Linked DNA regions of Homo sapiens: region 2 is linked to region 1. The links are chromatin loops, found by intact Hi-C in ENCODE. Cell type or tissue: CD4-positive, alpha-beta T cell. All regions are shown on one strand.

The links. A loop is a pair of places that touch in the nucleus more often than their neighbours do. Peaks named below come from ENCODE experiments on the same cell type or tissue, not always from the same donor. Only the 100,000 strongest peaks of a DNase experiment are listed, where the experiment ranks them.
Region 2: it touches region 1 in a loop (11-fold over the local background); 1 of 110 quality-filtered maps calls a loop at or near these places.

What each region holds. Positions count from the first base shown.
Region 1 is chr10:50,735,619-50,743,618 of GRCh38, forward strand. It overlaps ASAH2B (N-acylsphingosine amidohydrolase 2B), which reads left to right and starts at 4,318. Exons shown (of 6, transcript NM_001321958.2): 1 at 4,318-4,365; 2 at 7,297-7,392. In CD4-positive, alpha-beta T cell, a CTCF peak has its summit at 6,078; DNase peaks (open chromatin) are centred at 4,293 and 4,893; H3K4me3 peaks cover 1,547 bases; H3K27ac peaks cover 984 bases.
Region 2 is chr10:50,190,168-50,198,167 of GRCh38, forward strand. It overlaps ASAH2 (N-acylsphingosine amidohydrolase 2), which reads right to left. Exons shown (of 21, transcript NM_019893.4): 18 at 6,606-6,752; 19 at 2,486-2,545. Among named protein-coding and RNA genes, the nearest start is that of ASAH2, 57 kb to the right of the region's middle. In CD4-positive, alpha-beta T cell, no CTCF peak of the experiment used is centred here; no DNase peak of the experiment used is centred here.

The DNA of each region.
Region 1 (8,000 bases):
TCAGAGTAATCAACTTAGCTTTGGGAGAAGAATTTAATGTTTTATTATCTGCCACAACCATAGCCTGGTGAATTGATTTAAATCATTGAGCTATAACTGCTTTTTGAAGATTTTTTATTTTTCCCCTTCTTGTGAATTAGTAATTAACAAAATGTAAAAATCCAAATTCAATATATAATTTCATGTTATAAAATAAAGGTTACCCATGAAATACAGTTAATGGTCAAATAAATTCTTTGTTAAGATTGGGGACCTTTGCAATTTGTGAGAAACAGTCACACACACACACAAAGTCTGTAAACAAAGATAAAATGTTTTTGCTGAATAATGTAATTGTCATTTGCTGCTCCCTTATTGAAAGAAAGGTGTCTGTTTACCTGGATTGTTGCTTAAATCTGCCACAAATTTGCTACTCAAAACCTTATTTATTATATTATAGCAAATAGGGTAATAATTACTGTCAGAGAAGGGGACATACTTTTTGTAACTCTTTACATTTTTCTTAAAATACAAATTGGTATACAAATTTTGATTTTGAATCTTTCAATTATGTTTTCACTACGTCCCATATATCCTCTAAGTTTTGTCTTTTTCAACTTCAGTATACAGATTTCAGCAATACTGTAATTTTTTACTGAGTACTTAACATATATGAGAAAAAGATACTTTACAATTTCCACATGCTGTAATGAAATATGTTGAGCTTAGTTTATGTTAACTGCATCTAGTTCTTGCTTGATTTCTTCTTTTTTCCTCTAAAGTTATATTTTATCTTGCAAGTTGTGTATGTATGTGTATTAGTTATGTGTTTGTTTAACAAATTATCCAAAATCTTAGTGGATAAAGCAGCAAACATTTATTATCTCACAGTTTCCATGAGTCAGAAATTCAGATAATGCTTAGCTGCATTCTCTTTGCCTGAATATCTCACAAGGCTAAAATCAAGGTGTCAATTGGGCTATCGTTATTCCAAGGTTCAATCAGTGATGAGTCCACTTTCATAGTGACTCAAGTAGCTGTTGGTGGGACTCAGTTCCTCCATGGTTATTCTTAATTGGTGGTTGGCAAGAGGCCTACTTCACTGTTTTACCACATGGATGTTACCCATAAAGCATCTCACAACATGGAAGCAGCTTCAACAGGGCTAATAAATAAGAAGGCAAAAAAGAATGTGCAAGAAAAAAGTCAAAGGCTTTTGTCATCTAGACTTGGAAGTGATTAAGCTCAAGTGTGATTAATCTCAAGCCAACTATCAAGCTGAAAGGACAGGATATGAATATTAAGAAAAGGGGATCACTGAAAGCCATTTAGGAAACTGCCTACAAATTATGTGGATATGGATGTTTTACGAAAATAAAATTCCTTGTCTTAGAGTGGTTTCTTTTTACTTTTTTTCTACATCTAATATTTTAGAACCCAAAACATGGGGATAAAGACAAATTTTAGCATCTTATCCTTAATATTTAGGAGCACAGCATACGTCATGTTGAGGATGCTACTATGCCTTTACATTATGTTGGAAAGTATATATTCATCTCTGGCTCTCTTTTTTTCTCTCAAGTGATGGTGATTTATAATGTCTAGAATAAAGTATACTTAGAAGCCAAATTAAAACTGTATTTTATCATATTCGTATAAGCTTACTAAAGTATTACTAAATACTCCTGTTTGCATCTTAATCATCTCCAAACTTTTTTCTCCTACTATGGCATCTTTTCATATCTGCATGAACCAAATGTGGCTTTTGAAATAGGAAATTTTGGATGGAATAATAATCCACTATGAAGGAGTCATATAGTTAATGTAAGGAGAAGGGCTGACTTACAAGATGAGACCTAAATATATTTTTAAATTCTTAAACACTACTATACTTTCTCCTTAATGTACCCACAACATATGTCTCAGATTTCAATAGTCCTTGGAGACACATTTTCCTCAAATACCTGAATAAAAAGACAAACCTACAATCTTGCTTTATTATATATAAGAACTTAATAATTTACCAAGTATTCAAAGATATCCAGGAACATTTATCTTCTTCAAAATATTTCCTGATTTTAACTTGCTATTCCATTTCTCATCTGGATCCAGATCAGAACCTTTACCTACTTTTCTGCAGGTTACTCACTTCTGGCTTTCTTCGTGCTTGTGTGGCTCTTTTTTAAACACTTCACACTGAGTTGTGGACACCTATCCCTTCTTTTTTCAAAAGGTCTTTTTTCCCTTCTTTTTTCAGGAGGCAAGGAAGGGGGAGGCAGTAGGAAGGACTGAACAGAGAGGAAGAAGTGCGAAATACTCATTTGGAACAATGGGAGATTGAATAGACCGGAAAAAGAATGATTAAAGTGAGGACTGCTGGCATGGTCCTGTTTTCTTCCAGCCATGTTTAGTTGCATCGTTGTGGCATGGAATAGATGGAGAGCTGAGTTTATCCAGGGCTCCCATCTTACTAAGCAGATAGGAGGTGACAGGGAGGTGGGTGAGTTGAGGAGGTGTGCAAGGGACCAATGAGAATGGTTGGCCATGGAGTTTAAGCTCGCTCACTAGAGAGGGAAAAGTCATAAAGGAAGGAAGAAACAGTGAAAAGGTAGTAAGATCTGGATTGGAGGTACTGGTAAGGTTGCAAGAATTTTGTTTCAGGGCAGTATAGGGAGTAACCTGGATAGCTAGGAGGTGGTGGTCAGAGTGGGCTACTGTGGGGTTTGCAGTCCTTGGACCTGACAAGGTCTAAGGTCTGATCATGGAGGGAGGGGGAAGCTGAGGTAGGGCAGAGGACAGGAGTGGGCTTCATGAGATCAAAAGGATGTTGGAAGGATTATCTACCCGGATACTGACATCTCCATGAAGTAAGAGGCATAGTGTGAAGAAGTTACAACATCCTAAGCTCTTCACAGATAAGGGAAGCATGCACCACGTGGGTAGCCTCTCTTGTTTAGCACCCAGTATATAGCCTATGCAGAGTGAATACCTGGGGGCTGCTGGGGGCGAAAACAAGGTCACTGTGACAGGACCTGAAGCCTGGGGGTCTCGGTGACAGGAGTGGGCCTAGTTTTTTGGTGTAGAATTGAGCCTTGAGTGCACTGGTGGGATCTTATTGAAAGGAACCCCTCCAAGACTAGAAGAAGATGCATCCTCTGACAATGTAGGCTCTGTAGGCGTCCCAAGTACCTGGGCTGTGGGTTAGATGGACTCCAAGGCATTTCCTCAGGTGGCAATGGGCCGATCCCTGGGAAGGCAAAGCTGTGCAGGAAGAAAATGGCAAGATGCTACCTTCCCTCAGGGAAAGCCCCTTTCCCGGGAGCAGGGAAGGCGAGGCAGTTTAGGCTGGGTCAGTTTGTCCCTGCCATCAGAGTCTGTTGGTCCTGGAAAAAGAGGGCCTTATTTTATTTATTTATTTTTCTTTGAGACAGTGTCTTGCTCTGTCGCCCAGGCTGGAGTGCAGTGGCTCGATCTCAGCTCACTGCAACCTCCGCCTCCAAGGCTCAAGCGATCGTTCCGCCTCAGCCTCCAGAGTAGCTGGGACCACAGGGACCACAGGCGCCCGCCACGACGCTGGCATTGATTGATTGATTGATTGATTGAGAGAGAGGTAGCCTCCCTGTGTTGCCCAGGCTGGTCTTGAACTGCTGGGCTCAAGCAATCCTCCTGCCTTGGACTCCCAAAATACTGGGATTACAGGCGTGAGCCACCGTGCCTGGCTAATTTTCTTCCTTTCTTTTTTTTCCTGCGAGACGGTGGGCGGGGGTATCTCCCTAAGTTGCCCAGGCTGGTCTTGAACTCCTGGGCTCAAGCGATCCTCCCGCCTCAGCCTCCCAAAGGGCTGGGATTACAGGCATGAGCCACCGCTTCCTGCCAAAAGAGGGCTTTAGGGCACCCCCAGAACCTGAGATCTCCCTCATCTGTCATCTTTAAAGAGAAGGAAGTCGACTCCCAGTCGAGCCATAGTCCATTTGTCCCGGGCACGGTGACTCCGGGGTGGCCAGGACCAAATGTGTCTCCTTCTGGCTTTTGCACCGCACCAACTAATCCGCGGCAGGCCGCACAGCTGCCCTGGCCTTCGCGGAGGACTAAGGCGAGGGCGGTGTACGCTGCTCCGGAGTCCCACCGCGGGAGTTGAGGCAGCGGATTCCGAGGGCAGGGTGGGGCGGAATCGGGAGGGATGCGGACCCGGTGGAACGCACTGCGCAGACGGCGCCGGCGCCCGCACACAGCTGTTGACTAGTCTTCCAGCTCTCCCCTGGAAGTCGTCCAGGCGCCGGTCTCTTTTTTCTGCCTTTTTGTTTCCCTCCCCGCGAGTCGGCGCGACGGTGAATTTCCGTTTCCGGCGGTGTGGAAGCGGACCTGAGGAGTCGCAATTGTGAACAGGTTCGGTGCTGCGGCTGGGGTAGGCGGCAGTGGGGTCCCTGGCTCTGGGGCACTGGGAAGATCGCGAGTCGTGCGCGTGGGAAGGTCCTTCCCTGGTCCTCCGGGTTATCTTTGCTCCCCAGGAGCAGCATATTTCACCTTTAACGGAGGCGTGCCCGGGAGTCGTTGGGAGAGGGAACGGGGTGAATCCCTGCAGAGAGCCTGACGGGGAGGGAAGGTGTCCGGGAGACGTCGTTTCCTGGCGACGTGGTCCCAGCAGGCGACTCGGACCTGAGCCGAATCTGTTGACCCCAAATTGTGCTTTTCCCACCAAGAGCAAAAGAAAGAGAAACATTAGTACAGCTTCGGAACTAAAATATAGTAGAGAAGCAACATAACCTCGGAAATCCCACAGCTATTCAGTTTCAAAGCGTTCCTAGTGCCCAGCTCTCCTAACTCCCAGCCGGTGTTCCTTGACGTTATGGTGATATATAAAGACTTTCTGTTTCCGCTCGTGTTGTGTGTCTGTGGGAAGCCTCTGACTCACTTCTGTGCTCCAGTAGCACCCTGTGCAGCCTTGCAGTGTATCCCTTATTGCACGGAAGGTACTAGTTTGGATTTCCTCTGCAAGTCAGATCATAGCTATATCCATTCACTGGCACAGTGGCTAGCACATCATAGATAGACCAAACATTTATTAAACGGAATTAATACAGGACCTTAATTGAATGAAATGGCACCCTTTCCCGCTTTTTTTCAATCAAGCTGTCAGATTTTATGCAGCCTGATATTCTTAAAAAACTCACTAATTCAGTGATTACCAATTTATTGGCCACAGATTCCCAGGTACCTCAGAAATCACTGGAAGGGTCTCTGTAAGTCCATGGGGTCTCCAGGCATCATTTAGAACCAGTCATATCTCACACATACAGATACTGCTGTTTTTCAAATGTGTGTAGATGAGTTATAATTCAGGAGTTTTACAGAGGTGACAGGTACTAAAAGTAATACTGCGATCCTATTGGAAGTTCATAAAAACGTTTTAAATTTTTTATTACAATTTAAGTTTAAGTTAGGAAACCACTTCATTAGTCCAGTTGATACCTAGGTCTGAGCTGTCCAGTATGGTAGCGACATGTGACTGTTTAGAGTTAGAATGAAATTAATTAAAAATTCATTTTTTCAGTTTCTTTAAGAACATTTGTTTAGGGCCACAGGTTTCCAGGCTTAAGGGTGGGGCCTTTGCCAGGGAACCACTCTCTTCTACCCAGTATTTTCCTGTCTCCTGTCCATATCACAGGGATATACTCCGGCAAGTATTGCTATTAATTACTTCATTCATTCAACAGATGTATTGTGACAGATACTGTGCTAGCCACTTTCTGGGGCATAATGATGAAAAGAATCTGTCCCTTCCCTCAAGATCACTGGAAGCCGGGGGTCTAGTAGGAAGACAGAAAAGAGAACAGATGATTACATTTTCATGAAAGGCATGCACAAGGTGTTATAAAAATAAAGAGAAAGAGCACCAGCCCAGACTGGGTATTTGAGTACTGGGACTGTTCAGGAAGATGTAACATCTGTATGAGTTCTTGACAACAAGTGAGAGTTAAGCAAATAAAAAGTAAGAATGTATCCTATATAGAAGAAACGATATATGCAAAGGTCCAGAGGGCAGGCACATTGATGGACCACAATTAGTTGAGTAGCATGGAGTAAGTATGCGGAGGGTGATGGTAAGGAGATGGTAGCCAGAGTGGGAGACACAGGTTAGCTGATGGATAGTCTTGCATGCTATGCTACTGAGCCTTCACTCAGTAAGGAAGGCTTTGGGGGAACTGCAGTAGGATTCTAAGCAAGAGAATGCTTTGATAAAATTTTGTGATTTAGAAAGGTCAATAGATGGCAGTGTAGAAAATGAATTGGAAGGGCTTGTGTATAGGCAGAGGACTGATTAAGAAGCCATAGTGTAATTAAGATCTGGGCAAGACATGGACATGCACACTTGAGGGTGAAGGCTGGGAGGAGGGAGAGGATCAAAAAACTACTTATCAGGTACTGTGCTTATTACCTGGATGATGAAATAATCTGTATAACCAACCCTCATGACATGTGATTTACCTATATAACAAACCTGCACATGTACCTCTGAACTTAATACAAATATAAAAAAAAAGAGATCTGGGTGAGAAATGAGGGTTTGAACTAAGGTGAAATCTATTTGTACCTTAGGAGAAAGTAAGACAGGAAAATGAAAGATCTCAGGAGATTTGAAGGAGACAGAATTACCAGATGTGGAGACTGATAGGATACAGGATGAGGGAGAGAGGAGTCTAAGGTAACTGCCGGCTGATCCTCACATGGGAGACTGGAAAGATGACATTCGCTGAGATGAGAATGTTGTGGAGGAAGCTGGTATGTCTGAAGTGGTGAGGTTGGTTTTAGATTTGATAACTTTGAAGTTCCTGTAGAAGAACCAAAGGCCTGGAGGTCAGCTAAAAGATGCATTTGGCTCAATTTCATGGCTTTGTGATGGATTAAATGTCTTTCTCCAGTTAGCACCTTCTAACTATTTATCCAGAAGTTACTAGGACTCTTTATTTTGTTTTATTTTTCTTCTGATATATGCCCTGGGGGAAAGCACTTATATTACAAGTACTTATAATAGACTAAAGCTTAGGAGCTAGCACCGTCTTTCATAGTAAATAGAGTGACAGTCTAAATGGCATAAGCAGAGAGAACCCACTGCTTTTAACAGGTAGTCCATAGGAGTCACTTACCTTGGCCAGTAAATGGAAATGCCCATCCTCTTTTGTCATACATAATCTTGAAGATTGTGCCAGTTTTGAATAATGTGAGATGTCAAGCATCACACTTACCTAAAATGCTACACCTCTGTAAATGGATTTAAATATGCAGAACCATATACAACTCTCCCTGCCTTTCCTGCAGGCTCAGCGATATGAGGCAGCATCGACAATTTATGGACCGCACGCATTATCTGCTTACATTCAGCTCTTCAGAAACCTTGCTAAGGCTATTGCTACGGTAATCAAATATTGTTTGTGCGTGCGTGCGTGCGTGTGTGTGTGTGTGTATGTCTGTATGTGTCTGTGTCTGGGTAAGAGGGAAGTGAAAGAGAACCTTAGCTTCGAGTGTTCAGTTTGACAACCTTTATATTTTACAAAATTTATAGTTTTGTGGTATCTCTAACAAAATAAATAAAATTTCTTTCCCAATTTTGGATCTAGTTAACATCCTTTCATGCTGGCAGCTTCTTTCATATGTATTTTCTCACTATTTTTACAACCATCATGTGAAATTAGGGAGATATCATTTCTCCCCAGTTTTCAGAGGAGCACATAGGCTTGAAGATAAGTGATGAAGCTTACTACACCTGGGAGTTGAACCTGTGTTTTCTAATCCTTGCCAGATTCTCCCCACTCACTCCAAAAGTTGAGTAGGTCAGCATTCTAAGATGCCCATTTTCCACATTATAATATCTTGGAAATTGGGATGCATTTTCCAATCAGAGGAAGCTTATTATTATAATTAGTAGCATGCTTTTACTTTCTTGGTGGTTCAAAAGATAATATGAGTTGTTAAATCAATGGAAGCTTAGATTTGATGTAAAAATAGTGGTGCCTTGGAATAAA
Region 2 (8,000 bases), 550 kb before region 1:
ATTGGAAGATTATTATAATAGAAGAATTTGTTTCAGACCAAGAATTCAGCTTCAAACAAAGCACAGATTTGAATGATATGACAAGTTAATAAAGACAAAGGCTATACATTTCTAGTATCCTTTTAAATCCTTGAGATTGTGACCCTAAAAGGTACATGTCTAATTCACTTATATTTATCACAGTTCTTTACATCTGTCATTTACTGGTGCTCAAATAACCCCTTGCTAAATGTATCACCTATTTACATGTGGGCCATGTAATTGTTTAAAATTCTCCTTTAAGTATTCAACTGATGAATTACATTCAATAAGGAAGTTTTCATAACCATAGGAACTTGTAAAGAGAGTTATTTCTGTCTATTTATGGCAAATGACATTGGGAAGGCCTTAGATGGAGAAGATATGGTGGGCTTTTTGAATATGTCTAGAGTAGAGACTGAAGAACAAGTCTAGGCCTCTGAATACCAGGGATAAAACATATGACAATCTTTTCCCAACTGCTCTACCGTAATCTCTTCCAGATGCATAATTAGGTACTGCATACATTAATTATGCATAATATAAGTTACTTTATCTCTCTAGGCCTCAGTTTATTCATCTGGAAAGTAAGGGTAATAAAACTTAACTCATTGGGTAGTCGTAAGGATGGAATTAATCATGTGATAATGCATATAAAGCACTTTAATAGGAATACTTGCAAATACTACCTGCAAAATAGTAAGCATTCCATAAATAGTGATGATAACTACTAATGAAGAAGGGTGATAGAAATTGTTTTATACCAAGTCCCAGAGCATTCTTTGAAATTAATTCTATTACCACTATAGTAGTTTAAAGGTTTTGTTCTCCTGCTTCTCCATGGCAATAATGATGATAGAATTTCTCTACCCTAGGGATATCAGGTGACAGCTAAACATGCAGTTTTGATATAACACTTTGATATCTTCAGAAAATAATGTTATGAACACGTAACTATTGTGGCACAGATTCACTTACTAAAGAAATTACTTCAAACAGGTGCATATTGACTACCTAAGAAGTAGAAGACTTTCCTCCAATGTCATATTTGAGAATGTCATATTGCCACAATTGTTATCTTGGCAATAATGACATTTTAAAAACAGGAATGGGAAGGTTCTTTTGGAAGGAAGGTATTTTTGGATTATAAGTGACTATAGGCCCTGGGAAGAACAGCTAATTGATATAAGGAATGCATCCTCAGCCACAGTGAAAACCATGACCTCGAAATCACAGTCATATGCCCACTCTTTTTCCACTATAAATTCCTTTATTATTTGAGGTTTTACAACTAGAATGTGTCCAGTTACTGCTTGTGTAGTTATAAGTATATTTTAAGGAAGTTATACAAGTATACATTAATTTTATTAATAGATATATTACATATGTATATAGTTTATCATACATATGATAAAAACAAAAAAGTCTAAAATGCTTTATTAAAAAACTCTTAACAGCTATTACCTCTGGAAAGCAGGTTTGTGGGTAGAAGAGCACTTATATATTCTATTTTCTACACTTCTATATTGTTTTAACATTGGGCATGTATTTTGAATGTCATTTTTTAGGTTTAATAAATAAATGCTCTATTAGCACCAGTAGTAAATAATAGGGAAATGGCCAATGCAAGATAAAGTAAAGCACATGCACCAGGACTCCAAGCCAGGAGAGTATACACCTGGGGATCTGTGACCGTTCCACAACAGTACAGGTAGGACCAGAGATAGTAGTGTAGAGGAGGAGGAGAGAGCCAAAAAGAGAAGAAGAAGCCAAAGACACACATCCTTCAGTTGGCCCTTTGACTATTTCACAACATTTGGTAGAGTTCTATATATTTGAATACAGTCATATATCGGATACATCCTGAGAAGTGCATTGTTAGGCAAATTCATCATTGTATGAGCATCACAGACTTAGACTTACACAAACTTAGATGGTGTAACCTCCTACCTAGGCTATATGGTATAGCCCGTGGCTCCTAGGCTACAAATTTGTACAGCCCGTTACTGTATTGAATGTTGTAGGCAATTGTAACACAATGGTAAGTATTTGTGTATCTAAACATACCTAAACGTAGAAAAGGTACAGTAAAAGTAGAGTATTATAATCTCACGGGACCAATGTCATAAATGCAGTTCATCTTTGACTGAAACATCATTGTATGTGGTGCATAATTATATATATGGGATTGTATTCAACTTAACATCTTCTTGACAGACAATGCAGTCATACATGCATTATGCTATACTTGGTCCTAAGTGGAGCCAATTATATGTTTCCTGTGTGCTTTTACCCAGACTCAATCCACATTAACTACCTATTGAATATTTTCCCGTACCTACAAAATAAGATGGAAAACAAGTTGGAACATTTTGTCTTTATGTTATTAACCTCTAGAGGGATATTTAAATGAATGAATGGCTAAAAAGTGGATTTACATTTGTAAAAGAAAATCATTGATACCTACCTGGTTTTGTACTGAATTCTTCGGGTTAGCACCTACAAATATAACTTCAGCAACTTCCCCCTGAAAGTAAAAATTCATTTAATGATTTCTAATAAACGGTTTTTTTGCTATACTCATATTTTGGACATTATTTATTATAAATTCTATAATTTAGGGTGCCTTTATAGATTTTGTTCTATTTAATCAAGTAAGTTATCTTCTAAGAATATTAACCCTTGCAACAATAGACATAGGAATGTTTGGCCAATGAGTTTGCTTTTGGTAGACTCAGATACAAGTGAAGATCTAGAGCTGTAGTTTATATTAGTGACAGCATATTAAAATGGCTTCTTCAGGCCTTGATAATTCCTCACACCTCCCTCCCAACACAAATACAGGGAATATTTGAATCAAATTAGAACAGTCAAAACTTTCCACAGATGACTCATATTTATGCTTACATTTATACTTAAGCTTTTATTTTTATAAGAGATGGAGTGGCAGGATGTGTATTTATCCTCCCCCCTGAAACGACTAAAAAACTGGAAAAAATATATATTAAACAATGGATTTTCAAGTGACAAAGAAAGACAGTGATATTTGAGTGGCAGCAGACAAACAAGAACCCTGTAATCCACCAGCTCAATGTCATCAGAGTTTACGGGCCACGGCAGAAGGAGGAGAATTCAGGCCAAGTCTGGCAGTCTAAGTTGAGGATATGGAGCTGGGTGTCCACAAAAGCCAAACAGTCTTGAGTTTATAGCACAGAGCATCATAGAGAGGATAGCTGCACAGAGACAGAAATCTGGAGATTTGCAGAAAGCTCCCCTCAAGTTTGCATGCATATAAGGGAACTACTGGAAGCCAAGAAAAGAATGGGCTAACAGAATTACAGAGAACAGTCCCCAGGCTCATAGAGAGTTGTGACAAGATTCTGTTCCCACCAGGCCAGACTGGAAAACCTCATAATTCAAAAGAATTTTACATTAGTGTGTGAGGGGATGAGGGGTGCTGGGGGAAGTGAGGAAGGGATTTGCTCAAGATGAAAATCTGCTCTGGTCCTGCCTAAAAAATTTAGTAATAGGTAATGCAATAGGTAAAAGCAATAAAACTAAATGCTAGTTCTTTGAGGACACAAATTACCAAAATTAGAAAGAAAGAGGGGATATCATTGTCAACTCTTCAGAAATTAAAAGGATTACAGGGGATTATCATGAGCAACAACAACTTTTATATTACACCAACAAATTAAACAACTTATATGAAATGAGAAAATTCCTAGAATGATACCAATTCCTATAAAGATAAATTCCTAGAAAGACACAAAATTGATGCAAGGAAAAAAATAGGACATATGAATGGTCATATAACAAGTAAAGAAATTGAATTAGTAATAAAAATTTTGCCATAAAGAAAAGCCAGGTCCATATGGCCTTGCTGGTCAATCCAATCAAATATTTAAAGAGTAAATAATGCCAATCTTTTGGATACTTTTTCAGAAAGTACAAGAGAAAACATTTCCCAACTCATTCTTTGAAAGCACTATTGCCCCAATACCAAAGGCAAAGACAACACATAAAAAGAAAACTAAAAATATCCCTCATGGACATGAGTAGAAAACTCTACAATATATCAGCAAATCAAATTCAGCAACATCTAAAAAGGATTATACACCATGACTAAATGATACGGCATTTATTTAACATCTGAAAACCAATGAATGTAAATACCTTATTAAAATAACAAAAGACAAAACCACATTGTCACCTCAGTAGAAAAAAAATTGCAAAACTCCAACACTGATTTCTGACAAAAACTTGCAATAAGCTAGGCATAAAACATGAAAAAGAGAATCTACAAAAAATCCTAAAGAAAACATCATACTAAATGGTGAAAAACTGAATACTTTTCTACTACGATTGGAAACAAGACAAGAGTGTCCAGTCTCACAACTTCTATTTGACATTGGATTGGATCTTCAGCAAAAAAAACAAAGATGAAGGTACCACACAACCTGACTTCAAAATATACTACAAAGCTATAGTAATCAACACAGCATGGTACTGGCCTAAAGTAATCAACACACCATTGGTACACATAGACCAATGGAGCCCAGAAATAAGCCCGCACATTTATGATAAATTGATTTTTGACAAAGGTGCCAAGAACGCACAATGGGGAAGTGACAGTCTCTTCAATAAATGCTGCTGGGAAAACTGGATATCCACATGCAGAAGAAGGAAATATAAAAATTAACTCAAAATTGATTAAAGATTTAAATATAAAACCTGAAACTATAAAACAACTGAAAGAAAACCTAGAGGAAAAGCTCCATGATGTTGGTGTAGGCGATGTTTTTTTTTTTTTAATATGACCCCTAATGCAAAAGCAACAAAAGCAAAAACAGACACATATTACATCAAACTAAACAGTTTCTGCACAACCAAAAAAACAATTAACAAAGTGAGGAGACAACCTAAAGAATGGGAGAAAACACTTGCAAACTATGCATCCAATAAAGAGTTAATATCCAAAAGATATAAGGTACTCAAACAACTCTATAGCAAGAAAACAAATGACCCAACTTGAAAATAAGAAAAGGACCTGAATAAACATTTCTCTAAAGAAGACATACAAATGCTCAACAGGGTATTTTTTTAAATGTTCAATATCAGTGATCATCGAAGAAATGCAAATTAAAACTACAACAAGATATCACCTAATACCTGTTAGAATGTATAATATTTAAAAAGACAAAAGACAAGTGTTGATAAGAATGTAGAAAAAGGTAACTCTTGCACACTGTTCATGACAATGTGAATTAGTGCAGCCATTATGAAAAGCAGCAAGAGGTTTCTCAAAAAATTAAAAATAGAACTACTGTAAAATATATACACAATACCATTTCTGGGTATATAGAGAAAGGAAATGAAATCAGTTTGTTGAAGAGATATGTGAACTCCCATGTTTATTGCAGCACTGTTCACAATAGCCAAGATATGAAACAACCTAAGTGTTCATCAATGGATGAATGGATAAAGAAAATGTAGTACATATACACAATGGAATACTATTCAGTCATAAATAAGAATGAGATCCTTACATTTGATACAACATGGATAAACCTGGAGAACATTAGATTCAGTAAAATAAGCCAGGTACAGAAAGATAAATACCACATGATCTCACTTATATATAGAACCTTCAAGAGTTAAACTCATAGAAGTAGAGAGTAGAATGTTGGCAGAAGGTTAGTTACCAGGGGCTAGGAGGTTAGGGGGTTGGGGAGGTATTGATCAAAGAATATAAAATTTCATTTAGACAGAGGGAATAAGTTCAAGAGGGCTACTGTACAACTTGATGGCTTCAGTTAAAAACAACATATTGTGTTTTAAAAATTGTTAAGAAAGTCTCAAATTTTCTCACAACAAAAAATAATATGTGACATAATGTATATGTTAATTAGCTCAATTGAGCCATTCCCCATGTATACATATTTCAAAACATCATCTTGTACACAGTAAATATATATAATTTTTATTTATCAAGTAGAAAATTAAATAAAATTTTTTAAAAAGCAGAACATTCTATTGAAGGTTCTAGCCAGTCCGATAAGGATAAATAATTAGGTGCATTTAGAAAAGAAATATAGAAAGGAATAAATAAGCTTATTTTTATTCACAGATGACATGATACTATATGTAGAAATTCCTAAGGAATCCAGACTCCCCTCTTACTCATCCCTCCTCCCCCCAGAAAAACTGTTGAAACTAATAACTGATTCAGCAAGCTTTCAGGACACAAGATTGATATAAAATAGTAATGGTACAAATTCTGCTTCATTTCTGTATGTTTTTCCTATCCTTGACTTAAGAGACAACTCTCAGTGCCAGTGAATAGTTCCATGATCATTCACTTAAGAAAAGGAATAATTTGGATTTTAGAATTTCAATTTGACACAATTACTTACAAAAAATAAATATTTCCCCATTCTCATTACTTTTGCAGAGATAAGAACAATTGTCAAAATTATCATTGCTAACAGTTGGTCTACAGCATGATTAGAGGCAAATGGTGACACAAAGTGACATCCCCCAAAACATCCCTCTAAAGGATTCCAAGGTCTGCTCATGAGTCTTACCACTCTGTATTCAGGTTTTGCTGGCTGCAGGACATCCCCGAAAGTTCTGCCTTTTGGTGCTCTATCCACAATACTAGGAATTAATGGAACTATTAATTGTTTGAAAAAGGGAGGTTCTGGACCTCTGCTCAGGTTGGCTACCGTGTCCTGGAACAGAGAGCATTTGTTAAGGAGTGCACAGGTAGAGTCAAAGACCCTTTCCCCAGGCCTCCAGACCCAGAAATGCCTGCATTAATGGAAGAGTGCACACACACATATACATACTCCAAGAGCTAACAACCTTGAGCAAAATAGGAAGGTAGCCTTGCTAAGCATGAGCCTAGAAATTCATAATTTAAACTCTTGTCACTGGGAGAAAGTTTTGGTCATAGGCAACTCTTTCATTCCCCTAGACAACATAAGGACAGTGACCAGAGTACAAGGTTGGAAGCATACTTTCAAATTGTCTGACTTTGTACAGGGGCCTAACATGCAAAAAGGTAATTATACCATGACAGTGTAATTATTATTTTAATTTTTAAAAAGTATTGAGCCACTCTCACCTGGAGTGAGTACCAAGTTTTTTCCTAGATTCTTGTCTGTGCTAATAAAAGAATATAATAAATATATTTTTAATTTAAAATTTAAGATCATCCCACATCCTGACTGGTTTAATCTATATTGCCCACAAAGTTTACCATTTTTAATAGTGTCATAAAAATACAAATCTCAATTTTCAAATATCCCTATATCTATATTAGGTTGGTACAAAAGTAATTGGCATTTTGCCATTACTTTCAATGAATATTTAACGCTCTTTATTCCTCACATTATAGATTTAATCTTTACAACTGCATATGAGATAGGTTATGTATTACCATTCCCATTTTGCAAATGAGAAAATAGGCTTAGACATATTCAGTGGTTTTTTTCAAGATCACATAGCTAGTTTTAAGGTGCTTGACCAGAAATTTGACTGTAAAACAAATTTCCACCAAATTAATTGCATTTTTCTTCATTGTCACTACAAAATTTGAAGAATCTATTTTCTTGGGAAGAACTATAGACCTATGAGCATAGTGACAGTTAAACAGTAGTTATCTCTAGGGATGGATTATAGTTTTATGCTTTTCTGTATAATCTGAATGACCTACAAATAGATTTGGATTTTATAATAGAAATAAATAAATAAATACAAACAGTTATTCAAAAAAAGTAACCTAAAACTGAGACCAAAATTATAATAAAATGAAAATAAATATCAATTGATTAAAATATGTGCAAAGAAATTATATAAAATACTGAAATTTCAAACACACAATCAGTAACTAATAATACAGGCATATGAAATTTTCAACGTTCAATTGATGCAACCTACAGAGACAACCATTTCATTCATTTCAACTTAATATATCC